Linked DNA regions of Homo sapiens: region 1 is linked to region 2. A link is an interaction called in ENCODE POLR2A ChIA-PET data of the cell type or tissue named here. Cell type or tissue: PC-3. All regions are shown on one strand. Each heading gives the region's core, and the rest is flanking DNA. Links, peaks and the distances in the headings are about the cores only. Region 1 has its middle 16 kb from the start of NEBL-AS1. Region 2 has its middle 8.5 kb from the start of COMMD3.

Region 1 (15,717 bases), core at 5,129-13,128, 1.1 Mb before region 2:
TTTACAAAATAAATAAATAAAATATGGACCAAAAATATTTTTCTCTACTTCCATAGCCTCATTTATGTGCGGCTTGCATCTTTTTTAAACTAAGGATTTATATCGAACGGTTGGAAGCTTTCGCTTCTCATCAACTTTCTGACAAATTCTGCTCAGAACAGCTGCTACCATAAAATTTAATTTGCTACTTCCCAAAAAAGTCACTTTGGTGTAAAATAACTTTGCCTTCCTGCTAATATTTTACAACCAATTAAAGCTGAAATGATGGCTGGGAGTCTACCCAGTGAGGCTCCAACCACGGGCTTGCACAACTACAATATGTGAAGAAAAACATGAAGTCACATGTGCTGAAGAACATACAATATATCTCCAAACATTTGCACTGCCAAGAAAAGAAACTCGTGGGGTTGTTTGGCAAATATAAAAATGAGATGTGAAAACTTCAGAATTATTATCTGTGTAAATCCATTTCCATATTTCAAAAGTTTAAAAGACAGAATCATTACATGTTCCTAATTAATCTTTATAGTAATCATTCTTTGCACACCTTCTGTACAAAAGTCACACCCGAAGCCAACAGCATGGCACACCATGTTATGGCATTTATTATGAGCTCACAAAATGAAAACTTTCTTCAGATGTTTTCCTAGGTGTCCAAATTGTACAAGAAAATTAATAGGAAGTGGAATTTCACCAACTTCTTCAACCCTGGCTGAAGAACAAGGTTCCGTTGTCAAAACTCATTCACACCAAGGTGGTGCTCGATGCTCAAAAGAGGTGAGAGGAATGTTTCCTCAGCCAAGCCAAGGAAAATTAATGACCACCACTCAGAAATATACAGATTGTTAGGGCAATTCCCTGACCTCTGAGCATCACTGAAAGGCAGAGACGGGAAGGATGAAATGAGGGAGAGCAAAGAAAGGAACTGAAGTCATTTTTGGAGAAATAAACAAGACTCGATTCTTCTGCAGGATTTTTCCAAGTTCCATTTAAAGCAATCTAGGCCAAAATTATATTCAGGAAACAAAAGATATGTCTTTGCACATATAGCAACGCACACCATGTAATTCACCCTGCTTCAGTCAACAGTCATGACTTTGTCACTGATGATGACAGAATCCTCCTGCGTCACCACTCATGTGGTGAAACTTCCAGGGGGTCCAACTCCCTCAAGGACCATGGCTTCATGATAACTCTTGGTTCATTTTAATGACAAAATGCACTCTTGTTTACACCCAATGGGATATCATTACAGTAAATATGTGACTGTCCCTTTAGCACAAGCGCACACACACAAAAGTCCTTTTCTAGCCCATTAGTGCTTTATTTTTACAACCAGCCAAAGTGAAAAAAAACTTAAAACCTAAATCACACATCACGTCACTCCTCTGCTCAACACCCCAGCAACTGCCCCCCTTAGTCAGAGCTGCCCAGATTCTGCAGTCCCTGTAATGGTTTACAGGCCTTGTAGGGTCCCCACCGTCCCCAGGCCCCTTCCTCCTTTCCACACAGGCTTCCTGCCTGGATTGCTTTTCCCACACGCCCCAGGTTCACTCCGTGCCCTTGCTATTCCCTTGCCTATACCAGGTTTTGCTCCAATGTGAAAACTAGACTTCCCTGACCAACTTATGCAAAATTGCAAACTCTCCTCCAACCCCCTGCCCAACCAAGTGAAACTTATCTCTTCCCCTGCTCCATTTTTCTCTATAGAACATATCCGTTTCTAATATTTTACTGATTGTTTGGTTTTGGGTTTTGTCTGCCTCTTTCCACTAAGAAGCTCCACGAGGGCAGGAATTTTCCTCTACTTTGCTCACTGCCACATTCCAAGTACTTAGAACAGCGCCTGGTTCATAGGACAGGCTCTTTCAATATTAAGTAAATGAACAAATGAATTCCATCATTACTGAATAATAAATGAAGGAGTGAGTGCATTTCCGCTATCCGGAAATGGGACAGAGAAGGCAAGTCTTCCAGGGCCTGCGAGGAATGCAGGCGGAGTCAAGTCTGAGCTTACTTCCACCCAACACAGCCCAATCCATGATGGATTCTCTTTCGTGCTCATCTGTCTGGCCACCCCTTGACTTCCAATGATCATCAACGAATCTCATAGATTGGACCCCAAGGACAGTGACGCCAGTGTAATATTTTAAATCCGTTAGTCCCAAGAATTCCAAAGGCATCCAATGAGCATCTCCCCACCTCCATTTCCCAAAGTTATACAATGCCCCTGGGCTATTCCTCACATCACAGGCTACAAGGACAATAGTATCCAACATTGACAAACCTCAGCATAAATCCGCAGGACACTGAAGTGGGAGGATCACCTGAGCCCAGGAGTTCAAGGTTACAGTGAGCTATGATTATGCTACTGCACTCCAGCCTAGGAAACAGAGCAAGACCCTGTCCAAGAAAAAAGAAAAAAAAAAAATCCAGAGCAACAAAAGCCAAAAAGAAACAGGAAGAGGACAAAATTTCATCCAAACTTCTAACTATTCTGCCCAATTGTACATCAAGTAATATTATACTTGGTTCAAGCACAAACTCCACTCTGAATTTAAGAACCTCAGAACAGTAATTTAACTTTCTGTTTGGAGAGAAAAGAAAGACTAATGAGTCAAGCTGTAGTCCAGAAATCCAATGACTGCATTATTTTCCTTCTTTATTCTTCTAAAATAAAGAGTGACCTTGAAAAAAACAACTGTACATCAATTTCCTTGTTTGTAGCAACATGAATAATAGAATAACCCCATAGAAAACCAGCACCACCTTATGTACTTAGAACCAAAGTCTTGGTCTCCTTGGTCTCAACCTCCCTTTTCAGACTTGGTGGATTTTATCTGGCTGAGAAACTCCAGTCTCCTAGGCCAAAATTGTCCACCCCACATCACGAGCCTTCTAGCTCACAAATGTGCAATGACCGTGAAAATAGGTAATATTTATGGGTCAGGCAGTTTATATGCATTATCTCATGTAAACCTCTCAACAACTCTTGGCAGTAGATGCTATTATTCAATATTATCTCCCATTTCACAGATAATGAAATTGAGGTTGGAGAGATGAAGTGATTCCCCATGTGGATCTAGAGGTCAAAAAGAAATAAGTCTGGCTCTTAATGCCCACACTATACAGCAGGGCTGCAAAGGCCCTTGTATTATAAATTAATTTTTTTTTAAGATGGAGTTTTGCTCTGTCATCCAGGCTGGAGTGCAATGGTGAGATCTCAGCTCACTGCAACCTCCGCCTCCCGGGTTCAAGTGATTCTCCAGCCTCAGCCTCCTCAGCCTCCTGAATAGCTGGGATTACAGGTGCCCACCACTACACCTGGCTAATTTTTTATATATATTAAAACAAATATATATATTATATATGTATTAATTTTGAGACGGAGTCTCACTGTATCTCCCAGGCTGAAGTACAATGATGCAATCTCAGCTCACTGCAACCTCCACCCCGAGGGTTCAAGTGAATCTCCTGAGTAGCTGGGATTACAGATGCACACCACCACAACCAGCTAATTTTTGTATTTTCAGTACAGACGGGGTTTCACCATGTTGGTCAGGCTGGTCTCGAACTCCTGACCTCGTGATCCTCCCTCCTCAGCCTCCCAAAGTGCTGGGGTTACAGGCGTGAGCCACCGTGCCCGGCCATAAATTAAGTTCTTAAAATAAAAGTATATACGGAAATAAACGTAAGTCTTTACATCTTAAAAGTTAAGATGTAGGACCTCGTTATATTTGTTAAATGATGCAAAATGAAATAAGACCACATGAACAAAATAGAATGGGCAAAATAGAAAAGTTCATAATGAACACAGACATGATATACATATTTTTCAGAAATCTATTCCACCTGATTCAGTGTTTTTGGGAAACTGTTTCCTAAAAATCAGCTTAATCATAAAGAGAATGATTCTCCAGTTCAGAAAGGAACTTCTCATATTATTAATACCATACAGAGAATAAATTGTCTTTAAAGCAAACACTAAAGTCATATTTAAAAGTGAGCCACTGGCTGGGCACAGTGGCTCACATCTGTAACCCCAGCACTTTGGAAGGCCGAAGCAGGAAGATCACCTGAGGTCAGGAGTTCGAGACCAACCTGATCAACATGGTGAAACCCTCTCTCTACTAAAAATACAAAAATTAGCCAAGCATGGTGGCATGTGCCTGTAGTCCCAGCTACTCGGGAGGCTGAGGCAGGAGAATCACTTGAACCTGGGAGGTGGAGGTTGCAATGAGCTGAAATCGCGCCACTGCACTCCATCCTGAGTGACAGAGTGAGACTCTGCTTCAAAAAAAAAAAAAAAAGTGAGCCACAATGTAAACAAGCTATAACATTAAATTTTCATGACTTTGTGCTCGTGGGTCTCAATAACACCTGTGTTTAGAAATTCACAATATGAAACAGAATATGAGAAAGGTAGCACAGCACTCAAAACCAGCAGCACAAACTCTACACATTATCCAAAATGCTAAAGAGATGCTGGATGTGCACTTTCCTCAATTATCAACATTGTAAAATAAATCTTCACAGCCTGGAATCTCTTTATTGCCTTTATTAACTCTTACTCCAAATCCAAATCTTACACAAAATCTAAAATAATTTGAAAATGCATTCCAATTTGAAATATATACAGGGGTACTTTTTGAATTTTTTATTTTAACCTTTGTGGGTGTATAGTAGGTGTATATACTTGTGGGGCACATGAGATGTTTTGATACAGGCATACAATGCATAATAATCACATCATAGGCTGGGCGTAGTGGCTCACGCCTGTAATCCCAGCACTTTGGGAGGCCGAGGCGGGTGGATCACGAGGTCAGGAGTTCGAGACCAGCCTGGCCAACATGGTGAAACCCCATATCTACTACAAATACAAAAATTAGCCAGGGGTGATGGTGCACACCTGTAATCCCAGCTACTCCAGAGGCTGAGGGAGGAGAATTGCTTGAACCCAGGAGGCAGAGGTTGCAGTGAGCTGAGATCTCGCCACTGCACTCCAGCCTCGGCGACAGAGCAAGACTCCCTCACACACACAAAAAAATTTTTTAGTAATCACATCATGGAAAATGGGGTATCCATCCCCTCAAGCATCTATCCTTTGAGTTACAAACAATCCAATTATATTCTATTAGTTATTTTTAAATGTACAATTAAATTATTATTGACTATAATCACCTTGTTGTGCTATCAAATACCAGGTCTTATTCATTCTAACTATTTTTTTGGTACCCATTAACATCCCCACCTCCTCACCACCCTCCCACTAACCTTCCCAGCTTCTGGTAACCATCCTTTTACTCTCTAGCTCCATGAGTCCAGCTGTTTGGATTTTTAGATCCCACAGATAAGTGATAACATACAGTGTTTCTCTTTCTGTGTCTGATTCATTTCACTTTATACATAAGTACTTCGGAAATCTTGAGTACTGTGCCTATAATAAGGTAACATTTCAACTTTCAAACTCACATTCAAAACCCAAGTAATCACTGGTAATCACTGCATTGCTACAGCTCAAACAATTGACACACCTGAAAAGACCAGAAGAGTGAAATAGGGAAAACATTACCTGGTTCCAGAGAGAAAACTGACTGGGCAAGGGAGGTGCGTTGGAAAAGCACTATCACATGGTCATTCGTGTTTCCACTTATTGAGCTGTGCCCAGTTCTTTATAATTATCCATTTTCTCTTTTCCTCCTCACAATCAATTCCTCTGCAGAGATTAACGCCCACTGCATGACAAGAACAGAGGCCCCAAGAGGTGGAGTTGGCCCCCACCTACTGATTATTGCCACCGCTCAAAAGCAATATTGGGAACAGCCCTACAGTCTCCAGCAGGGCCCAGACCCCATATTTCAAAACAACGGTTCATAGAAAAGTTAAAAACATCCATCACACCACAAGTGCTGAATTTCTGGCCACTCAAGTGGTAAAATAGAAAGAATCAGTAGAAACTCCAAGGAAAGAAAAAACTGCTGGCATTCATTTATTGGGGGACAGGAGGAATTCTATTCATGTAATTTGCGAGAAGTAGCTTTGCCCTTTCTTTAAAGACCAGGAGAGTTTTCCATTTGGCATCTTTTTGGTGTGGTTGTAAGCACGGGGCAAAAAAGTACAAATGTGCTTTTGTACAAATGGACAAAGAGTTATCAAAAAATTAACTCAACAGTATTTAGGAGGCATTGAAAGCTAGGATCTGATTATGAGGAGGAAAAGAGAGCAGTGTGTTTGGGATTCGTTTTCAAAGTCAGGAGCAAACATGGAAGAAGAATGGTGTTTTCAAAACACACATTAATTCAATTGATGGATAAGATTTCTATCAGGTAATAAAGTTCACCTGGGAGAATAGGCTAACCAGGGAGCATGTCTACTGGAAACAAAGCAAGACCAACCCATTTCTTATCACAGGACATAACTATGCTGCCTTCGTGCTTTTTTTTTTTAGGAGCCCATTACTTATATATAAAAAATGGCAATTACAAAAGTCTATTTCACTCACTCTTGAAATACAGATACAATCCTTCATTGCTTAATAAAATAATAAAAGAAGTTTTAAGAAAGTGAAGCTATCTGAGAAACTTTCATGAGAAAATTAATAATTAAATTCTGAAATTGAAATATAAATCCTAAATCGTAGGAATATTAAGATTATAAATCTTCACACTAGAATCTCTACATTGAACTACAGCCAAGGTCACAATCATGAGTTTTTCCCCCTTCTTTTTAAAATAAAACAAGAACTATGTCATTTTCTATAAAAATTTAAACCATATTTCTTCTTGCCATTTGAAACTGAAATTCATTTCCTTATGAATATTTCAATACCATTCTCCTACAAGCAAGAACAATCTATCAGAGAACAATTTTCTAATTGTTTTACAAGCTTACAAAGCACATAATGTCACAAAGTAAAGGTCCTGGGTGAAAGAAGAGAAGGTTATTACTCCTTGAAAATATTAGTGAAATCACAAAGATATGCATGTCAAAGGAAGAAACAGACACTGTGGTCAACTCGTAATTCAGAAAAAGTCTCCATTATTCCTTCACTTTTTTTTTTAACACTGATCTTTTATAAGCTTTATTGAGGTGTCATTGATATACAAAAAATTAACAGCATTTAAGCCAGGTGCAGAGGCTCATGTCTGTAATCCCAGCACTTTGGGAGGCCGAGGTGGGTGGATCACGTGAGATCAGGAGTTCAAGACCAGCCTGGGCAACATGGTGAAACCCGTCTCTACCAAAAATACAAAAAATTAGCTGGGTATGGTGGCACGTGCCTGAAAGTCCCAGCTACTCAGGAGGCTGAGGTGGGAGGATCACTTGAGCCTGGGAAGCAGAGGCTGCAGTGAGCCGAGATGGTGCTACTGTACTCTAGCCTGGGTGACAGAGCAAGATTCCATCTCAAAAAATAAAAAAAAATTGACAGCATTGAATTTGTTTTATAAAATTCTTCAGTTCACTGTGTATATATTTCCTTTCTTCTCTAGCATCAAAAACACAGTTAATTTTGCTCTGCTTGACTTTTCTTAGTGAACCTGTTGGAGTTGAATTGTATATGTATTGGAGTCCAAAAAGTGTGTTAGAGTCCTAACCCCACAGACCTCGGAATGTGACCTATTTGGAGATAGGGTCTTTGCTGAGGTAATCAAGTGAGAATGAGGTCATAGGTGTGGGCCCTAATACAAGATGGCTGGTGTCCTTAGAAAACGAGATTAGGACACAGACACACATGAAGGGAAGTTGATGTGAAGACACAGGGAGAAGACGGCTAGCCATCTATTCAACATAAGCCAAGGACAGGGGCCTGAAACAGAGTCTTCCCTCACAGGCCCCAGAAGAAACCAACCCTACAGACACTTAGATTTCGGACTTTTAGTCTCTAGAACTGTGAGACAACAAATGTCTGTTATTTAAGACACCCCGTTTATGGTACTTTGTCACAGCAAGCCTAGCAAACTATGACAGAACCTATGAGGACTTTTTATTTTAAAGTCTTTACAAACCATTCTGCACTCATCCATGTGAGGATTTTGCCAGGAATTAATGTCACATTAATTAGGCTGTAATTTCTACAATCTGTCTCTTCCCCTTTCTAAAACTTGGGATGTTTTCTCATCCCCAAAGCTTTCTTTTGCTGACAATTTCTCAAAGAGAATAGGCAATAGTAATAATAGCCAACATTTATACAGTGTCTACTCTATGTCAACTATTTACATAGATTATCTTATTTATCCTTGCAGTAACCAGAAGAGGTAGCAAATACTATTATTATCAGCAACTGAGACACAGAATGCCCATTTTGCAGATGGGATAACTGAGACAACATCACCATTTTGTAGGTGAGGAAACCGAGGGATGGTGAGGCAAAGTAACTCAACGTCAGCCCCAGAAGGGAATGGTCCCTTCACTCCCCCACCACATCCGCTCTCACTGCTAAGGGACATGATTCCAGTGTTTCAGTTCCAGGACCACATCTACAGGGTTTTCTCAGGTCCCTAAGATGCCACCCTCTGGATGGACAGATTCCAATTTCCTTAATCCAACGCAAAACGACTTGATGTCTGACTACTGGCTCTCCTAATTTTTACTTTAATTTCTTAATGACGTTTTGGATCTTTTCTAGTTGTAAATCTGTTCTTCTCAGTTGAAAGGATAAAAGCTAAATAGGAATTGCATGAAAGCTAAATAGGATTTTTTTCTGTCATCGTTTATTATCACAATTATCCTCCCCAAGCCAGGGTTCCACTTTTTTCTTAGAATATAAGTGCTTTTGAAACCCACTTTGTCTTTAGAATTGTCACAAGCCATGGTTTTGAGCTTTTCTGATCCCATTCTTACTGTGTCTGCCATCTTTGAACACTCAGTGATCCATCTTTTAAACTGTGTGTTAGGCTAATCTGAGCTTAGAAAGCTCCCAAGGTATGTCCTATGATGCTTTTCCTCCACCCTTTTTTTAAAGATGTATTCCCCCTTTCTCTCTCTGAAATAATTAACACTTTTTCAATCAGGATTTTATTTTTCAAAGTCTTCTATCTCACTTGAGCCACCTTTTTTTCTTATTCCTTCTTCTGTTTGTTCAGCAAATCTTTATTAAAAGCTAACTGTGAGCTAATGACTAGACCAGTCACAGGGGTATGGCACACATCGTTTATCTTAGAGTTTCTGAGAACCTAAGATTTCTTGAACAAGCACAGCCTTTCCTTCTTCCCCTACACCGTTTGAAGGTTTTCTTAAAAGGCTAGGTGTGGTGTGACTCCTTCTTTTGCTCTCCTGAACTTCAACATAACAGAGACTACGTGTTCTAAAGTCCTCACAACTGCTACCCCATCGACCAATTCTTTTCCAAATTAAGCGCAAAGCAGCTTGAAAGCAGTGACGTTGTCCACAAAAGCAAAGCAAGAAACCAACTGGTATTCTCTCTTAAACCTTCAGCAGATAACTCATTGAAAAAGCCTCCATGACATTTCCAATCTGGACAAGAGGCACATGGTCTGCCATGCAGCGGGGCCACCTGTTTCCCTTCTTTTCCTTCTCACTCAAATGTTCTCCATCATCTTTTCACCTTCAAGATTCTTTCTATTCATGGATTCACCTCCTAGACATGTTTCTCTTTTAGCATACCAAGCCTCTCCACTGTCACAATTTAATCATCAGCCTGTCCCCATCCCACGTTGGCAAAACTCCTGGATCTTACGTATCTCATAATGTGGCTATGCATTGGTACAGACAGGTGAGGTCATAAATATTCCCCTGCTGGTCTCTTCTGAGAATTACTTGATCCTTCCTCCATTCAGGGACTTCTTTTATGTTACCACCTGTTTTCTCCTGCTAGGGAATTAATTTTTAAATCCTCGGTAACAATTGTTCCTGACCCACCAGTATAGACCCAGAGAAAGAAGCCAGACTTGGGAAGCTTGCTATCAGATCAGCGACTGCTGTCTCCCATTCAGAGTAAAGGTTCTTTTACAGTCAATCAACACATGTTTATTCAGTCCCTGTTATATACTCATCACTGTATAAAGAAAAAAAAAAAACTAATATGCTTTTCTTTCAACGTCTGCCAAACTGCCATTCTGCAGGACACTTCCTGGGCAGCAGCCCCCGTGTGCAAATCTTGAGTGCTTTTTACGGGCCACTCAGCCCTGCAGGTATATATGACACAAGAGGCGCACAAATAAGCCAGCTTCCTGACTCCCAGCCAATTAAACCTGACATTACATAACTGCTGTTTTAAAAAAAGACCACAGAGGCAAACCCTCTAAACAGAATTTTCTTTCTTTAGTAGCCTCTGAGGAAGAACTGTTCTAATATGGTGTTTCTATTCCTGATAGGAATAACCCTTAATTATCACGTGCCTTAAGCATCTAGAAATTTTTAAATAGAATTCCCCTTAATGTTAAGAGAATCAGAGAACTACGTCACTGGCAACAGAAAAGACTTCAAATAGAGAGAAAGAGAAACGGAGAGATAGTGGGGTTGGGGAGGGTGGGTTGGGGGAGAAGCACTGATCCTACAGAGTTATTTTTAAAGTTCTGGAAATGTGGGAGAAAAGGCAGAACATTGAAGAAAAATCACTTGAGAAAAGAAGATTCTTCCACAAGAGCCTGTTAAGACCTTTTATTCATCAGGAATTGACCATTAATCCCTGATTAAATTTAGTTTCAGGAAATGAAGCCATCAAACTTATTTCCAGGGGGAAAAAAAAAAAAAACATGATATGCAAGTAAATGTGTATATGGTCTGATGTCTCAAACACATGGTTCACTCCTAGGACTTTGAAAAACAGAGTCATAACAAAGTGATTTTTATAAACTACCTTTGTAGACATTATTCTTGTCATCATTTGTTCCATTGCATGTCAGTGACCCGTAATCCAGCTGCAAATTTCAATATTTCACCTACACAGAGGAAGTGTTTGCTACTGTTCATGTGCATTATCAGTCCAAGCATGGCCAGCAACATCTAGGATCGCCACACAGATCCTTATAGAAAGATATGTCTATTGCTTCTTTTTTATTTTTATTTTTATTTTTTGTTATTTTTTATTAGAGACAGGGTCTTGCTATGTTGCCCAGGCTGGTCTTGAACTCCTGACCTCAAGTGATTCTCCTGCTTCAGCCTCCCACAGTGCTGGGATTACAGTCTTGAGCCACCATACTCGTCCTCTATTCCTTCTCATTGAGTCAGCTTTCTTGGCTGGGGATGCCTAGAATAAGGCTAAGCTGTATCATTCAGACAGCCAAAAGAACTCACCATGCCCCCAACAAAGCTAGATGGGCAATCTGTTCCAACAGAGGGACAATTTCTGAGCACACAGCACGTGTGCTTGTAGACAAAGGCAATTAGACCATTCCTGACCTCAAGAATGTAATTTGCCAATAGGACAGACTCGTGTATCAATAAAAACAAAATCTAGAGAGTTATATTAAGAATCCGCCCATAATTAGTGACCCCCCACCCCCTGTTCCTGTTCACAGGCAGCAAACTATTTCTAATCTTCCCCAACTTCTATTGACTGACTGGGGATGGTGGATTTTAGGCCCTCATTCATGTCCTGATGGAATAGGAAGGCTCAGGATGTAAAGAGGCAACCCATCAAAGGTAGCTTTGATGGCGACAGTGTGAAGCATGCCTGTTGTATAATAAAGAATTTGAATGGCCTTTGTCCCTGGTTCCTGGGAGGCATACTCTAAATACTTGAAATTTCCCAAGTAATTGGAATGTCTTTGTTATTCATGAGCTCCTTGGACCATATCTAAGGGGATGTGATCAAGGTGGCTCAGTGCACCAGAAAAACCAACTCTGTGATTAGAGGTTTGGGGCTTTGAGCCGGATGAGATCAGCTGACCTTTTCCAGGGAAGAGAGGGGGCTGGAGATTGAACAATCACATCACCAATGAGTCAATCAATCATGCCTACATAATGAAACCCCAATAAAAACTCTGGATACCAAAGATTGGTGGAGATCCCTGGTTGATGATTGCACCAATGTGCCAGGAAGAAAACACATATTGATCCCACAGAGCAAGGACAGGGAAGCCCCATATCCAGGATCCTCTCAAACTTTGCCCTAAGTGTCTCTTCATCTGGCTGGTCTTGATTTGTATCTGTTATGCTAAAACAATCATCTTAAGTAGAGCACTGTCCTGAGCCCTGTGAATTGTTCCAGCTAATTATCAAATCTGAGGGGGTCGTGGGAACTCTCAAATTTGCAGCCAGTTGGTCCAAACTGTAGGTGACCTAGGGACTCCTGGGCTTGAAGTGAGAGCAAATTTGTTGGGATCTGTGCCCTTCATTTGCAGAGTTGATGCTAACTCCACATGGTTGGCATCAGAATTGCATTGCGGTATTGTAACACCCATTCTCAATTCCTTACACACTTGCTCTTTAAAAAGTAAAGTAGTCCCTTCAAGGAGCAAAGCTCTTGCAGGCTGACTTGACCTCGCCTATCCCAACTCACCTCCCACTCCAGGCTGAGAATATCTATGGTCCAATTTCAGCAGGAAACCAACTCAAATGGGAAGACAAACACGACCATCATACAAAGCAGGCTCTTTGATAGGTGATATAATTGAGGCATAAAAAGTACAATGGATGGACAAAGAAAGAGTTCAGTAATTGATTGAGAGATTCAGAATATCTTCACAAAGGTAGGCATAGCCTTACAGATGTGCCTTAAGGATCAAAGTCACTCCAATGCCAGAGGGCATAAGAACAGCATGAGTAAAGGGTCAAATCACTGTGTCTAGTTAATAATGAGGAAAATTACAAATATATCTAAATTTTATTAATTCCTTACCATGTGCCTGAAACTCTGCTAAGCTCATTATTAGATTGGATATTCCAATGAATCCTTAATCCTAAGAGATAGAGTCTATTATACCCATTTTACAGATGAGGATACTGAGGCTTAGGTTAAGAAATTTGGTGAAGGATTCAAAGCTAGCAGCCCAGTGTGGCTGGAGAGAAGGAGGTTAAATGGAAGTGGATAGAAGAAGGTAGATTGTGAAAGGCTCTGAAAGTCTGCTAGAAACCCAGTTTTTTTTCCTATAAGCAATAGGGAGCCATCACAGGTGTTTGAGCAAGAGAGTAGTATACTCAGAACCAAGTTTTCAGAAAATAACTGTGGTGGCAGGAAATGCATGAAGCTCAGGAGACTGGGCAGATAGTGGGGAGAGTAGGCAGGAGAAGACAGTGCAGGTTATCCAAACAGGCCATCAAAAATACATCTACTTATAGGGCACGTCTTTCTGCACTGAGGTATGCGTTTGCTGCAGTGTTCTTGCCACTCCCACGCATTGCCTGAATTTGCTGGAATTCACACTCTGGATCAATTAATGGATACAGAGTCATATTTAAAAACCAAATCCAACATTGGCAGGCAACCTTCTAACTCCCGCTCCACATCCCAGATCTATAGACCCTTGGCTGAGTTCAGTCATCCTATTTCTCCAAGTTCTCTGTGTTTGGTTGCACCTGCCTTTGATGGATAATGAGTCTCAGAGTGCTAATCAAAGATTTTTATCCAAATGGCTTTTTAGACCGCTGAGCTGATGCAGAAGTACAACAGACCACCAGTCTGGTTATTGATCAGATGCTATTCAAGAATGCACACATCGAACTAGTTCTCTTCTGGCTCCTCCTAGAATTCAATAAGAATGAGTCAACAGAGAGTGTGAAAAAGTAAACAGAAGTCAAACGCGAAGCAACATCCTCCAAGACTCTGCTAAGAAAAATGCACAGCTAACTATAAATAAAATTAATACGGGATTTCCAGTGATGGAAGAAACAATCATTGCCACTTAAACCTGGTCCTTCTCACAACTTCCTGTTTTCATGGTTAGGTCTGTGCCCTATCTAGGTTCGACCAGAGAGGCCTGAAGAACTGTTAGACCCATTAGCAGGACTTTGCTGAATTCAAATAGCCAACCTGAGCATGGAAGAAATCAATAATAATCATTTTACTTAGTTCCTAAAACATTCTGGGTACTCAGCTCATAAATATTATTCTAGATTCCACGGTAAAGCCAAGGTCTCCTAAGGCTAAAAGCCAAGGTCTTCCTAGTAACACTAACTATAAGAACTGAAACAGAACAGAAACGTAATTGATTTCTCCTTCCTCTAGAGACTTAAAGGAGTTCTAAGCCCTCGAGGACAAGGGTGTCATGCATGGCTATGTCTGTATCTCTCTTACTCCCTGATGTCCTAGGAACCACTCTGTAAAGCACTCGTCTGAAAACATTTAAAGAGGACCCACTGAAATGTCCTCTCGCACAGGCCCTTGACACATAATCAATATACCTTTAAGCACACATATCTATATCTTGCATTAACCTTGCATTTCACCATGATTGAGGAGAGATCTGCTGAGCTTCATCTCAAAATCTTTTCTAATCTGACATCATTCCATAATAAATACATCATCATAAACAGGCAGAACTTACACATCAAAGGCACCTTTCAGAAACATTGCAAATGGGACAGAGAACCCAGAGTGTGGTTTGTAAATATGATTCCCTACAATGACTTAAAAGATACCAAAATGCATTAGATGTTGCCAACGGTCCAATACGGTGACTGAGAACCAGATCATTTTGTATATACACTGGAACCTTTTTATTGGCTCAAAGTATCTCCTTCCTTTGTTTTCAATCATCCAATTATAACCCAAAAAGAAAAAAGAAAACTGTCATCCTGTCACGTCAGATACTGTGTCAAGGGGCAAAGGTTTAATTTTTTCCATGAGGTATGTAACTAAAAAGTCAGGCAGGGCACATTGCAGTGGATGCTAACTAGAACTCTAACATGCCACAATATCCTTCCATAGAAACAGTCACTTTTAACAATGTGACCTTTTCTCTTGTCTTTAAGGGAGAAATAGGAGACAACAATTTTCCATTCACTATTATAAGTAAAAGAGTGGACTGACATTTGGGTCCTGAAGTGTTATTTGATGGGCTCAAGCTTACAAACATTTCCCCATTTAATCTCTATAAAGTCCCTGGTAGGTGGGAATTATTTTCCCATTGTACAGATTACAATTTAACCCAGAAGGAAATAAATGAGCATTCATAAGAAATGTTTTTAGAAAGATGTCACATTTTGAAACCAGACCTCTAAGTAGTGAAAGTAAATTCCCACTACGTTCATTACAGATCAGAAAACGTGAGACTATCCCAACAGCAGGATACTTTATTATCCCTTGGAATTCAGGCTTAATGAACCCTAGTCACCAGTCCCCACAGATCAGGCTCCTCAAAGCCTCATCCTAATCCAGTTCTTCTGGATCATGCAAGCTCTGTCTGCCTTCCCAAAAGAAACTAGCCTGGGCCTTATCCTAAACTAGGGGCTAAGAGCAGAGGCTACACACAGTCCTCGCAGTCCCTGAGGTGACTAATATTATCAAGTACCTTCTAAATGCCAGGCTCATCTACGGCCATACCACCCTGGACGTGCCCAATCTCGTCTACGTGCCAGGCTTGGGGGCATATGCAGATACATGGGACAGATCCCTTGGAGGATACAGACAGATAAGCTCATGGTTCCTGCACAGGGTGGTGTGGGCTCTTACTGCTGAGCTGAGACCTATGTGGTGACTGTGTTGGACTGAACCCCAGGGAAAGGTGTGGGGTCGGGTGTGATGGGCACAAACAGAAAAGTGGCTGTTATGATTCACAAACTTATTGCATGTCATTGTACGTTACAGGTAACTTT
Region 2 (15,717 bases), core at 4,557-12,556:
TTTTGAAGAACTTTATTATTCAGTATGAGAGATGACATATACACAATGACTGAAGTTCAAAACAGCACATATTGGGAAACATGAAAGAGCTTCAAACTGCTATGAAACCTACCAATTTCAGCAAGATAACTAAGCAATATACCATTTATAACAATAAGCCAAGCTTGATAATAAATGTTATTCAAATATCACAGTATATTTATATAAATATATTTATATACACACATATAAATATGTACATATTTATATACACACATATAAATATGTACATATTTATATACACACACATATAAATATGTACATATTTATATACACACACATATAAATATGTACATATTTATATACACACACATATAAATATGTACATATTTATATACACACACATATAAATATGTACATATTTATATACACACATATAAATATGTACATATTTATATACACACACATAAATATGTACATATTTATATACACACACATAAATATGTACATATTTATATACACACACATAAATATGTACATATTTATATACACACACATAAATATGTACATATTTATATACACACACATAAATATGTACATATTTATATACACACATATAAATATGTACATATTTTATACACACATATAAATACGTATATATTTATATATGCATATAAATACGTATATATTTATATACGCATATAAATATGTATATTTTATATATATATATATATATATATATATATATATATATTTTTGAGACATGGTCTCACTCTATCACCCAGGCTGGCTAGAGTACAGTGGCATGCTCACTGCAGTCTCAACCTCCTGGACTCAAGCCATCCTCCAACCTTAGCCTCCCAAGTACCTGGGACCACAGGCACGTGCCAACACAACCAGTTAACTTTTCATTTTTTGTAGAGACAGGGTCTCCTTGTGTTGCCCAGTCTTGAACTCCTGGGGTCAAGGGATCCTTTGGCATCAGCCTCTCAAAAGTGCTGGGATTACAGGTGTGAGCCACCTCGCTGGGCCATAAAAGCATCAATCTTAATTGTTTTTCTTCAGTATAAGAGGAAGACTGATATAAGCCTCGGAGCCAGACAGACCTGGGCTTGGGAAGCTGCTCAGCAATTTGCTTGCTCTGGTTATCAGTCAATAGTTCAATCCAGGAAGCAGAACTCTTAGGAGTAATATGGAATAAAGGATTCATCATAGGGATTACATTTGTGCAACTGTGGGAGATAGGATAATAAAGGTCAGCAAAGGAGGGGATAGTTGGAGGAGCAGATAAAGCACTAATCTGGGAGCATGGATTGGAGCCCATATGGGGCTCAATGTTGCCTCTGCTGGAGGGCCTGAAGCCACTGAAAATGACAAGCAGGATGGGCTGTTGGCAAGGAAAACTGGACACAAAGTGGTGGAAAGCCAGAACATCTGCTTGCAGTAACACAGGATGGTGGCTTTGTACTGTCTCTCATTGCACCTAACCTGGCCCAGGATTGAGAGCACCTGACGAAGATGGGCGGGAGCGAAGGGACCTGTGACTGCAGCCGCTGCCTCATGCCAACAAAGCGAGCCAGGAGACCAGCAACATTGCTCTGCGTGCAATGGCTGCTGCTTCGCTTCTGCATTCCAAATCATGCACAGAAAGCTCTTGTGGCCAACTCTAAACAGGAGCCATACAAGTTCAGGGAATTCCAGGAAACATAGTTTCAGCTTAGCTTAGCTGCCACAATATGAAGCCACCATATTCTGTTACTTGAAGTAAGAAAACAAAATCCTCTTAGCCTCAGTTTTCTCATTTGTGAAAAAGGCATATTAGTACTTATTCTCAGAGTTGCTGAGAGGATGCATATCTTAAGGCATAGCTCCCTAGTATGTAGTGTATTATTTATCTCAATTTATTTATCTCAAATTAATTCAAAGCCTTTAATGCCAGTTTTATAATTTTTCTAATTACCCTCTTGATAAGATTATCATTAATAATTTGCTATTTTTAAAATAAATTAGGCCAGGTGTAGTGGCTTACATCTGTAATCCTAGTATTCTGGGAGGCCAAGACAGGAGGCTCACTTGAGGCCAGGAGTTTGAGATCAGCCCGGCCAATATAGCATGACCCCATCTCTATAAAAAATTTTGAAAAGGAGCCATATATAGTGGCATGTGCCTGTAGTCCCAGCTATTTGGAAGGATGAGGTGGGAGGATCACCTGAGCCCAGGAGTTTGAAGCTGCAGTGAGCCATGATGGTGCCACTGCGCTCCAGTCTGGGTGACAGAGCTAGACCCTGTCTCTAAAAAACTGAACTAAAATAATAGTATCTAATTTTCTTGAAATATGTTTTAATAATAAGTTTAGTCTGTCAGTTCCTTGGGTCATAAGTGATTCTTAATATTATTCAGAGAGAAACTCAAATGCGGCTAACATTTGTATTTATGGACCCAAACTTGAAAATAGGCCTATGATTTATATAGTATTAGTGCTCTTCTGTCATCAACAGCCTGGTCCTCAACCTACGCTGATTGGTATTTTTAAATTCCTCTGCAACTTTTGTGATCTCTTCTTATGATGTTTTCTCTTTCTTTGTGGTTCTTGAGATCAATTCACAAGGAAATCACAGTTCTCAGATCCTAGAGTTGCCAGGATTAGCAATAAAAATATAGGATGCTTAATGAAATTGGAATTTAAGATAAACAATGAATTAATTTTTATTATAAGTATGTCAAGTACAATATTTAGAACATTCTTATTTAAAATCATTCATTTTTCATTGGAAATTCTAATTTAATTAGGCACGCTATATCTCATATGGAAATCCTATCTGATTCTCTTTTCCTTCTGGGGCACCCTGGCCTTGCTAATTCAGGAATCTCTCTTATTGTCATCCCTTCTAATGCTATTTTCACCAGCAATTCCCATAGCAACTCACTTAACACTCAACATATCCCAAGAGGAAGCATGACCCGGCCCTGTACAATGGCTACCTTTTCCATCCAACCACCTATGTCTGCAGTTTTGCCATTCTTTCCATCTCTCCACAAAGAATCTTAGGTTCATTCTTGAGTGCCCCTACTTCCAGACAGTTACTGAGTCCTGTCAATTCTTTCTTTAAAGTGACTTCCAAGGGTTCACTTTCCTCCTTTTTGCTACCTTCACCTCTGCCCTGACCCCTATCTGCTTGATAGTCTCCTTAACTCCAGTCTCCTTCTTTGATCCTGTCTAAATCCTACTCATCTTCCTGAACACTACTGTTTCACTGTACTATGCTGCTTAAGAACTTACAATTGTTTGCTATTGTCTATTGTATTAAGTACTACGACTAGTGTAAAATCTTTCGCTCTTTGAATGACACCATCAAAGAAATGAAAAGACAAGTGGCAGTTCTCTCAAGAAAAAAAATAGATGACCTGAATTGTACTATATTCACTTCAAAAATAAATTCATAGTCTAAGACCTTGTAACAAAGAAAACTGCAGGCTCAGATGACCTCCCTGGTGAATTCTACTAAATATTTATAGAAAAAATAATACCAATTGTACACAAACTCTTCCAGAAATAAAAGAGGAAAGAGGTCAGCATTACCCTGATACCAAAAGCAGACAAAGGCATGAGAAGAAAAGAAAGTGACAGACCAATTTGCCTCATGAACGCACACACACAAAACTGCAACAAAATATTAGCAAATCAAGGCCGGGCACGGTGGCTCATGCCTGTAATCCCAGCACTTTAGGAGGCTGAGGCAGGTGTATTGCTTGAGCCCAGGAGTTCCAAGATCAGCCTGGGCAACATGGTGAAACCTTGTTTTTACATATATGTGTATGTATATATATTCACACATATATATCACATCCAGCTATATATGAAAAGAATAAAACACCAAGACCAAGTGAGCTTTATCCTGGGAATGTAAGTTAGTTTCAAAATTTAAAAAGCAATCAAAGTAATTCACCATTTCAACAGATGTATGATCATCTCAATAGATAAAGAATAGGGCTTTGACAAAATTCAACATTTACTCATAATTTTGAAAACCACTACCAGCAAACCAGAAATATAAGGAATATTCCCATGTTGTTCAACCTAAGAAAAGGCATTTATGAAAAACCTATAACTAATATCATACTTAATGCTCAAAGACCAAATGCTTTCCCTAAAGATGAGAAACAAGGCAAGGATGTCACTTTCACCTTCCTATTCAACATCGTACTGGAAGCCATAGCCCGTGCAATAAGGCATGAAAAATAAATCAAAGATATGCAGATTGAAAAGGAAAAAATATTAAATAAAACTATCTCTATTCACAGAAGACATGATTGTCTATACAGAAATTCCCAAAGAAGCTATAAAAAAGCTAGTGGAACTAATAAGTGAGTTTTAGTGAGGTCATAGGATATAAGGTCAACAGACAAAATCAATTGTATTTGTATATACTTGTAATGAAGAAATTTTAAAATGAAAAAATTTAAAGTATCATTTCAAATAGCACCAAAAAGCATAAAATATTTAGGTATGCATCTAACAAAATATGAAATCTGCATGCTCAACTATAAAACATTGAAGAGAGAAATCAAAGAAGATGTAAATAAAAGTGGAAATATACCATGTTTACATATCGGAAGACTCAATAGTGTTGTCATTTCACCTCCAAAATGATTTATAGATTAAATGTGATTCCAATAAAAATCCCACTAGGCTTTTTTTGGTAGAAACCAACAAGATGGGGCCAGGCATAGTGGCTCACGGCTATAACCCCGGCACTTTGGGAGGCCAAGGGAGGTGGATCATTTGAGGTCAGGAGTTCAAGACCAGCCTGACCAACATGGTGAAACCACATCTATACTAAAAATATAAAAATTATCCAGGCAGTAGTGGTGCACACCTGTAATCCAAGATACTTGGGAGGCTGAGGCAGGAGAATTGCTTGAGCCTGGGAGGCAGAGGTTGTGTGAGCCAGTCTGGGTGAGAGTGAGACCATCTCAAAAAAAAAAAAATCAACAAGATGATTCTAAAATTTATGTGGAAAAGCAAACAAAATGGAATTGCCAAAACAACTTTGAAAAAGAAGTACAAAGAAGATTCACATTATCTAATTTTAAGACTTACTATAAATCTACCATAATCAACACTGCGTGGTATTGGCAAAAGGACTGATGAATAGATAAATGAAACAGAATAGAAGATCCAGAAATAGACCCACAACATATGGTCAGTTGAAATTTGAAAAAAGTACAAAGGTAATTCAGTAGAGATGAGATAGTCTTTTCAAAAAATAGGGCAAAATAATTGAACATCCATATGCAAACACACAGAATAACAACTCATATTTCACACCATACATAAAAATTGACTTAAAATAAATCTAAAGTGTGAAACATAAAACTTCTAGAAGAAAACATAGGAGAAAATCTTTGTGACATTGGTTAGGGAATGATATTTTTAAATACAATACCAAAAGCACGATTCATTAAAAAAAAATAGTCGGACTTAAAATTTCTGCTCTTTGAGTGACATTCAAATGAAAAGACAATTCATGAAATATCTACAAAAATATTTGCAAACACATAGCTGATAAAGGACAAGTCTCTAGAATACATAAAGGACTCTCAGAACTCAGTAATAAGAAAACAACCCAATTAAAAACTTGACAAAATATTTGAATAGACAATTAGTGAAGATATTTGGATGAGAAACAGGCACATAAAAAGATGCTCAACATATTAGTCATTACGGGAATGCAAATTAAAACCACAATAACATACTATATATCTATCAAAGTGTCTAAAATAAAAATAACTGATAATACCATATAAGAAAGAGGATGTGAAGCAACTGAAAGTCCCATACAATACTGGTGGGAATGTATACGATGTAGCTACTGTGGAAAATAGTTTGGCAGCTTCTTGTAAAGTTAAACATACACACATCATATAACCCAGCAATCCCACACTTTGGAATTTATGTAAGAGAAATAAAAACATTATGTCTACACAAAACTAGCACAGAAATCTTCATAGAGGCTTTATTCATAATTGCCAAAAAGCTGGAAACAATCCATATGTCCATCAACTGGTGAATGGAAAAACAAACTGGTATGTCCCTACAATGGAATACTATTCAGCAATAAGAAGAAATGAATTGCTGATATATCAACAGGGAGAATCTCAAAAATGTTATGCTAGGTAAAAAACCAGCTGAGTGTGGTGGCTCTTGCCTGTAATCCCAGTACTTTGGGAAGCCGAGGCGGGCAGATCACCTGAGGTCGGGAGTTCGAGACCAGCCTGACCCACATGGAGAAATCCCGTCTCTACTAAATATACAAAATTAGCCAGGTGTGGTGGCACATGCCTGTAATCCCAGCTACTTGGGAGGCTGAGGCAGGAGAATCACTTGAACCCAGGAGGCGGAGGTTGCAGTGAGCCAAGATCACACCACTGCACTCTAGCCTGGGCAACAAGAGCGAAACTTCGTCTCAGAAAACAAAACAAAACAAAACAAAAAACAGACACAAAAGACTACATACTGCATGATTCCATTTGTATGATGTTCTGGAAAAGGCAAAACTACAGTGAGATGAAGTAGATCAGTAGTCTCCTGGGGTCAGGGGTAGGGCAAGTATAATGACTGCAAATGGGAAGAGGGAAGTTCGCTGGGATTATGGTGACACTCTACATCTTGAGTGTAGCGCGGTTACACAACTGCATACCTTTCCCAGAACTCATTGAACTGTTCGATATTTTGGAGTTGTAGAATTTAAACCTCTACATTCCAAATCATGTGTCCTCCATTCCATGGTAAATGAGGGTTCTTACTGTTTTTTTTCAATTTGGCCAGTCTTCTCAATGCCTTATGGACTTTGGGCTCTTTGTAGATAGATGTTTCAAGCAGAGTCAAAAGTACCACAAGTTATGGATCACTCAGACTAGAGTGTGAGACAGCAACTCCCTGAACCCAGACGAAGGATGTGCCAGAGAAAAATACGAAGACATCTCGATTTTGCTCCCTGAGATTTTCTAAAGAGCTGCTTACCAAAGGAAATGATTCAAGAAAAACTGGAGGAAGAACCAGTGAAAAGACAGGGAATGGAATGGTCCACTATGCCTTCTAAAGAGAGAGATGTTTACAAGCAGGCTGACCATAATGAACATTGGTGGGCTCTAAGATTCTTGAGGGATCAGGAGGTGAGAAGATAAGAGAATTATTGTCATCAAGGCCTTTGAGGGCATCATATGACTGCTGTTATTAAAAGAGCTCTGTAAGGTTCACTTTACAGTTCCTGATAGTGAAGAAGTGCCAGGCAGCACCCAGAAGGTTTTCGTTTTCATTTTCTAAATAGGGGCTTATGTGCTTGGGGTCCTCAAATGGTTACATCGCATGCGCACCTGCACCAGTAAAACCTCACAATTATAGAATTACACAATTTGGTTAAAATTACCAAATAAATACCAATAATGGTGCATGTGCCTTAGGTCTTAATACTTTTCAAGAGCCATGTGAAAGAGATGCTATTATTATTTCCACTGTACACTTTAGGAAAATTAGACTTAGAGAAAATAAGTCTTTAGTCCAAGGTCATAGAACTGGAAGCAAGTGGGATACTGGCATGAGCCCCGTTTTCTGTACTCCATGCACTATACTGCCTTCATTCATTGAACAAATATTCTTGACTATCTATTAAGTACCAGGTACTTGTCTAATAAAGGACTCTCTATGAGAACAGTAAAGTAAAAAAGTAAAGAAGTTACAACCTATGGTGCTTTTTTTATAACCCATATTAAAAATCCTATCAACTTCAGTATACTTTAAGAAGGTATTATAACTTATTTATATAACTTTATAGCAATCCTTACAGTTATTAAGATAAAAAACAGCTTGTTAAGCAAAGTTATTAAAATCTCCCTATTAAATAAAATTGAATACATTACTGGATAAATGCTCCCCAAAAAAGAGTTTTTTGATATTTCTTTTCAATAAATCTTGTTACAAATGAGTATGTTTTTAGAAAAACTGATATTCCACTTGAAACAAAAGATAAACACTGATACTTAAATTTGCCACTTAAACCCTTATATTTTCCAAAATTATCATTCATATAATTATTGAGATATCTTAAAGAAAAAAGAATGACTATTTTTATTCAAAGAATGGCGCAATATTCTTATAATACTCAGAGAAGTACTGGCTACTCTCCTATTATTATATTTAGCTGGAATGATTTAAAATTTTTGGCTAACATATAACTATGCCTAAGAACCTGATGACATTTCTATGTAAAGTTTTTTTTTTTTTAAAAAACCATCTTAGGAATCATATTGAATATGTTTAAATCTAGCCAAGTTTTTATCTTTATACTTTTCTTAAACTTTAATACCATAAAAGAAAGCTAAGATAAAAAGCTTAAGCAAACACAGTTAGATTGTCTTTATACTATTTATAGCAATGGACAGATACTTAAAGCTTACTTAGCTAAAGATTTAAGTCTGTTACTTTATGACATATGCTTTCCCCCAACCCCTGTTAACACGGCAGGATGTTTGCAAAATGACTACTCTCCTGTAGTGACTCTTGATTTTAACCTAACAGACTATCATTATGACTCAGTTTGAACATTTGTCATCATAGATGTCATAGTTTCTACAAACAGACAAATATTGATCATAGCAACTTTTAGAAATAGAATAAAACCAAAATGAAATTAAAATTAATTTAAAAGTATTCGTTTGAAAACACTCTTTTAGGTTTCTAGAAGCACTTTAATTATTGGTTAAACTGACTTCTAAACATCTGTATTTTATATTTTTATTTATGTTCATCTTGCTACAAAAATAATTTAAGGCAACTTTCAAAAGTATATAAAAACATATGTAAGAATATTATTTTCCTTCTATTATAATTGACAAGTGCAAAATCAATTTTTTTCCAACATTTCCAGTATACACTGTTGAAAGTTCTTTATAAAGAAGAATGTATATTGCTATTGAAACTTATAAAACAAAATATGTATGTCTTTATTGATACTTTTGGTCTTATAAAACTATTTTTTATTTCAATTCATAAACATTTTAATTATTGTTTAAGCAAAAATAAAAGTTTTCTTATAGATCTATCAACTACTCACCTATATATCACAGCTAGGCCTAATTTAAAATTTTCTTTCATTTTCAAATTCTAAGAAAACCATTTGAAAATTCAGTTTTCTTAGGGCCTTGTTTACCCACATATTTCCATCTACATTGTTATTCTTTAGCAAATTTCTCCTGTTTTTGGTCTGTAATTTATAGAGCACTAAAAGTCAAATAAAAGTTGCCAATTATCTGATTAATTTTGATTTAGAATACTGCTGCTCTAAATGATCCGGCCTATTTCTGTTAGCATTAAAAAAAAAGAAAAAAGAAAAAAAGAAAAGAAAGTTGAGTAATTACGCCAGTAATTCAGGTCCAAGTTTCTAATTACATGGACTAAACTGACTATATAAATACAATTCTCCCTTTCACCTGTTGCTAGTCATTATTTTCTTGGTGTTTTGTTACATTAAAAAGATTTTATAAAACTTGCCTCCCCATCCCCTTTCATAAAATATAGATTAAAATGCTTACACAAAGAAAATTAATTTTGAAAATAACATTTGAGAGAGTTAGAAAAACATTTATGTTTTAACCTTAATAAAACAATGAAACAAAAGTTCAGGGAAAAACTGAGTATATGGGAAGAAACACAGTGGAAAAGTTTAATCTATTTTTTTAGGTGCTTGTTTTCTCAAAACTCTGTAAAACTACTTTCTAAACATTCACCACGGTGTAAAAATCAGCTACGTATAAACAATTCAAAGTATTTTCTGAATAGTTCTAGCTATGTAACAAATGTGAAAAAGCTGAACACAATTATTCTACTAGGATTTTTAAAAATGTAGTTTTTAGACTGACTTATCCATAAAATGGCTTCAAGTCTATATTTAATTTGAAAAGGGGGATAAAATCAGTATTCTGTTGAATATAACAACCATAATAGAAAAGTTAAATTCTTTTTTTTTGAGACAGAGTCTCACTCTGTTGCCAGGCTGGAGTGCAATGGCACGATCTTGGCTCACTCAACCTCCGACTCCCAGGTTCAAGCAATTCTCCTGCCTCAGCCTCCCTAGTAGCTGGATTACAGATGCATGCCACCACGCCTGGCTAATTTTTGTATTTTTGGTAGAGACAGCGTTTCACCATGTTGGCCAGGATGGCCTCGATCTCCTGACCTCATGATCCACCCACCTCGGCCTCCCAAAGTGCTGGGATTACAAGCGTGAGCCACCGCGCCCGGCCCAAAATGTTAAATTCTTAACCAGTATCATTTTAAATATTGTACACAATTAAAAATATTAAAACACTTATCTAGGCTTTCATTGCCATGTAAGCTCTTTTGAAATATTAATTTTGGTTTAAATGCTTACTTTAAATGAGTTAAAAGTACTTTAGCTGTAAAGTCTCCTTAACTGTTTATAATGTATTTAATGCAAATCATCCCTTCTTATATACTAACTTCCATTCTAAAATGCTTCATTTGACAAGTGAATATAGTTACATTTTTCAGTTTATAAGCAATTATACTGTTACTTTGGTTTTAATCTACAAAAACCTTTATTTTTGTTTTCATTTTTGTTTGTAAAATTATAGTTCCTTAAACAAAATATACTTATTTGTACACATTTTAACATGTAAAAAGCATGTTCTCAAAATACAAACTTGAAAAAGTTACTGGCTTTCAACAATAATATCCCACAGCATAGGCCCATTTGTTCCATTTTTTGCTGGAATTCGTGAAACCAACCCAAACTCCAATTTCTAAGGTATGAAAAAACACAGAGATTCCAAATCCAGACCTAAAAAACGAAGAGACTCTGTTAGACATTCTCTGCTGTTGTAGTCTAAATGTAGGACATCTTGAAACTGATTAGATTCTGGACAAAACAGATGATCTTTCAGTCTTTTCCAAGCCTTACTAATGAAGCTTAGTTGAATTCATTGTAGCTAAAAGAATCTTGGATTGTGTCACAGAAAATAAACACTAAATAAGCTTTCTGTGACACTTCTCAGGTCCTTTCTCTCTTCCTTCCTCTTCCTCTTTCCCCCCTTTCTCTCTCTTCTTCCCTCCTTCCCTCCCTCTTTTTAAAGATATAAAACAATTTAAAGGACTGTCTGTGTACACATGGAAGAATTAGATACAGTCATCAATGTAAACTTGTTTCATGTCTCTTCTTCACTTTACCCTCCTACAGCTAAGCCATGGGCCATCCTGGCTGATACCAGATCAATGATATAGGAAACTGAAGTGGTGACGTTTATAATTTTAGTACAGAAAAAAAAATCAACCTGCTGTTGAGGAGGTAACTGTGCTTATTATCTAAATGGTCTATTTGATGGAATTTATTAGGTGATTGGCCAGTTCCTAATTTTCATATAAATTAACTGGTGAAGATAGAAATTATGTGATTTAAGAATTGAACTTGCTTTTTATAATCCATACAAAAGATAAGTGAATCATTTAAATCACTTACGGAATTTAAAGGAAAATTATTTTTTATTTGTCTGTGCAGAGAAATTCTAAGACACATAATGCAACCTGTTCTTTTCTCATTAAATGTTACATGGAGTATGACTGCTTTCTTTCATTTCTTCCTAACTTCCTTCCTTTAACTTAAAATTTGCCTTCATCTTTTGCCAAATTACATTTGTTTATTTTCATTTCTTTTTTACAAATCGATTTCTCATTTCTTCTTAGATGAAGACTTCACAATTTTGGTCTTTACAACTCAGATATTCCCCATGTGACATTAACTGCTTTGCTTAAAAATAAGGGATCAAACTTCCTAAAATACGTTTCAACATGCTACGCTGAAGTCCTAAAGAGTAGACATGACTTTTCTAATATCCACGAAATCCTTTTAAAACTGTGGACTGGTTAGATACAAAGATTTGATATTTAAAGTTATAATTTCATTCTTAGGTCTGCTCCTTTAATTTTGCCATTATCTTATACTCACTCAAGTAGCTAACAAAATCATGGCATGACAACACTGATGACAGCTCCCAAATTTCACTTTAGAAATTAAATAGTATTTTCTTGCCAAGATTTTGACTACAGAGTTTCTTATTTGCAAAGTTTAACAAAATTATGGTTTTCTAGGCCAAGGTGTGCAGATTACTTGAGGTCAGGAGTTTGAGACCAGCCTGGTCAACATGGCAAAATCCTGTCTCTACTGAAAATACAAAAATTAGCTGGGTGTGGTTGCATACACCTGTAATCCCAGCTACTTGAGAGGCTGAGGCATGAGAATTGCTTGAACCCAAGAGATGAAGGTTGCGTGAGCTGAGATCATGCTGCTGCACCCAAGCGACAGAGTGAGACTCTGTCTCAAAAAAAAAAAAAAAAAAAAAAAAGAAAAAATTACGGTTTTCTAATTTCAGGAAATGTTGTGAGATCTTATATAATAAACTCAATTTCTCAGTAGCATGATAATTTGACTTTTTAAAACTTAGATTTAAAATATTTAATTTTTCTTATATTTTGAAGTTTTATGTTTTATATTTCCCAGATAAAACTTACGAAAATGAAATATTTAAAATGGTACCGGCCGGGTGCAGTGGCTCACGCCTGTAATCCCAGCACTTTGGGAGGCCAAGGTGGGCGGATCATCTGAGGTCAGGAGTTCGGGAGCAGCCTGGCCAACATGGAAAAACCCCCATCTCTACTAAAATAAATAGATAAATAAATAAATAACATAAAATGGTACTAAATGATGACAATATTAAATAGAAATTGTACTATTTACCATTTAATATAAATTTATTCAAAAAAGTTTTAGGGGAAAAATACAAAACACTTGTGCCAAATCATAAGCGTAAGTTATCTGTTTTAGAGAACACTGTATCATTAATTTTAAACCCTGTGGTTACAGTTTATTTAATGTAATTTGTATTTCATTTCCCTCACACATTTTTAAATCCACATATGCAAATTAAACTATACAATGTGAGAAAAGGTTATATTTGTCCATATCAATTATTGCAGCAATGACTGTTTAGAAATAATTAGGGATTGGATTACATGTTTAAATTGAAAATAAAAGCTTTACTGTCCCCTCTGAATACTCAGTTTGGTGTCTCACAGTGTGATATAAGATGCAATTTGAGACCACTGAACTCTGTGATCATGAATGTGCAAAAACTTGACCATTCAAATTCCAAGTCACAAACTATGCCTTGCCAAGTTATTTAATAAAAGAATATAGACAGGTTTTATAAACTTCACTGAAACAGTTTTTGACTTATACTCTCAAGTGTCATATATAACTCAGTTAAATACTCCTTCCAACTGTCCATTTGTGGTTAAAATAGCTTTAAAACAGTAAAGACTATTTTCATTAACAAATATCTCAGAGTTTAAAGTAACCATCAAAGCATCGGTGTTAGGGAACACAGAGAGAATGGTTTCTTATTTAGAGGTAGTTTCTAAAGTGTTCTAAACTTTCTTCTCTGTAGCATATGAGCAGGCAGGGATAAAACAGATCCCCACTAGAATATATAATAAATATATAAGCCAGTTAAAACTAGTCTTTGTCTCGATGGCACTTAAACTTATTATTTTTTCTCCCCATGGAGTTCCATGAGCTCTTCAATCTAAAGGAATATCTTCCTTCAGCGTTATTTGCACAAAAGCAAAAGTACTTATACAATCTGAAAAAGAAAATATTGTAATTCATAACACTAACAAATGCAGCAATGAGGCCTGTGGGAAAAGCTGACCACATAGATCCGGTAAAAGCCCTAGCCTATTTAATTGTAATCACAATAAAGGGACCAATATTAAATTTGTTTCTAAAAATATTAACCAGTTCAAAGGATATCAAATGTACTTGAAACTCTAAAACATTGTTTAAAAAGGTAACTTCTAGTTCTTCAAATGATTTCTAGATTCTCAAAAAGAAAAATAAATTTATCAGCATTGTCTACCTAATATTTGCAGTTTAGGAGGCAAGATATATTGTTAATGTGAAGATGGTTGCATCTGTATTTTGTTGTTTTCAGCTGCACATAATTGTTCTTTTAAAAGGCTTTTGGGAAGCCAAATTTAGTTTACTGGCTTTGAGCATGCAGAATTTTTTAAAGTTTAGTCAAAGTTCCAATGCTGTTTTGAGTAAAGCAAAATTTTAAACAGTATTTTCATACTTTCAGAATATGTTCATATGTAGTTTTTCTAACATAAAATGCATTGATCTTTATGGCTGTAACCAAGAGAGTCTACATCTGGGTAGTCATGCCTTTTGATGATCATACTTCCATGTATTTCAATGACTTGTCAAAGACACACGTTTGAAACACTCGATCCTGTGCCTCCTTCAAAGGAAGTTTAAATAAATATACCTGTAGTAGGAAAATTCCGTTTTTCTAGCATTAGAACACATTATGGTGAAAATTTTTGTGAGCTTAAAATGTGCCCATCACTTAGGCCTAACACATGAATATACTTAGGCCTAAGAGGAGGAAACATTCTAAGAGAAAGTACTTATACATGGGCAACAAAGTAATATGACAGCTATTATGGAAACAATCCTTCTGAATTTCCTAACTTTCATGCCCACAAATTGACAACCACTTGTGTTTATTTTTCTTTTAAAATAATATTTTAAAATCTATGTCCATGATTAATACTCTCTTTTTTGACACTAAATTGAGTATTAGAGTTATCAACTCAAATTCTATTAGAGTATTAATAATCAACGTTACACTAGGTCATAAAATACATGTGTAATAAACATAATAAGCTTGGGTGTTGTTAATATTGTTGAACATTTACACAACTCTGTCCTGACTATTCTCTATGTAATCAGGTATCATGAAGTTTTTCAACTGACATTTTACTACTAATGAGAAACAAATTAGGAAGATGAGTGATGGGAAGAAAAGATGAACATGATTAATAGGTGCTTGTTTCATAAAGACTCTAGGGAGACTTTTAAATCCTTCACTGCTACTATATTCTCACCGAGTGAGGAGCCACTGCACGTGCCTTTTAAAGCTTTCAAAGGAGGGCTGAGTAGTTACTCAATCTGTTACTGATGCTTACTCCATTTGCATCCTGTTGTGAAATGAGGTACACTTTATGTATTGGTGCCAAGGTAAATGTCAACTGTATCCATCAAAAATTTTTAAAACAGACATCTAAGTTAGAAAAAGAAAATAATGTTTCACTTTGGGTCTAATGTTGCAAATAATCGCTCCTGAAGACTAAAACATCTTTGTTGTTCCGCATCCCTTCCCTCCACCCTTCAAGAACTTGCATTTTTTAACTTTTCAAGTGCTTTTGATTAAAAATACCTAATCTACTTTGCTTCACGGGTTTTTTAAAGAATCATTCTTGTTCTCTAAACCAACTTCGTAGAAATAGAGAGGAAGTTAAACTTTATACAGTATTTGAATCTTTAAAGGTATGAGCATCCTAAACAGTAACTCACTTCTAATAAAGATCTTGCCATTCCTAACTGTACTTTACTAAGGTAGCTGTTTAATAAAAACGTATTTATGCAGATTCTATAGAGCAACTAAAACGGGACCCATAGATGTGGTGAGTAGCACAAAATGTGTATGGCAGTTGGCTTTATTTGCAGCGGCATATAAAATTGTTAATAATCCTGTCAAATCTGTTCATGAATAATTTATTAATCCGATTGCTGGAGTGCAGTGCATACAGGAACTCTATGT

Evidence for each region. Peaks named below come from ENCODE experiments on the same cell type or tissue, not always from the same donor. Only the 100,000 strongest peaks of a DNase experiment are listed, where the experiment ranks them.
Region 1: POLR2A ChIA-PET joins it to region 2 with 7 read pairs; 2 of 35 experiments call an interaction of 5 or more read pairs at or near these places.

What each region holds. Positions count from the first base shown.
Region 1 is chr10:21,150,165-21,165,881 of GRCh38, forward strand. It overlaps a transcript of NEBL not described here. Among named protein-coding and RNA genes, the nearest start is that of NEBL-AS1, 16 kb to the right of the region's middle. RefSeq lists enhancers at 8,998-9,548, 10,802-11,706, 11,707-12,610. In PC-3, for the core only: a CTCF peak has its summit at 9,790; no DNase peak of the experiment used is centred there.
Region 2 is chr10:22,300,050-22,315,766 of GRCh38, forward strand. No RefSeq gene overlaps it. Among named protein-coding and RNA genes, the nearest start is that of COMMD3, 8.5 kb to the right of the region's middle. In PC-3, for the core only: no CTCF peak of the experiment used is centred there; a DNase peak (open chromatin) is centred at 8,512; H3K4me3 peaks cover 1,352 bases; H3K27ac peaks cover 7,685 bases.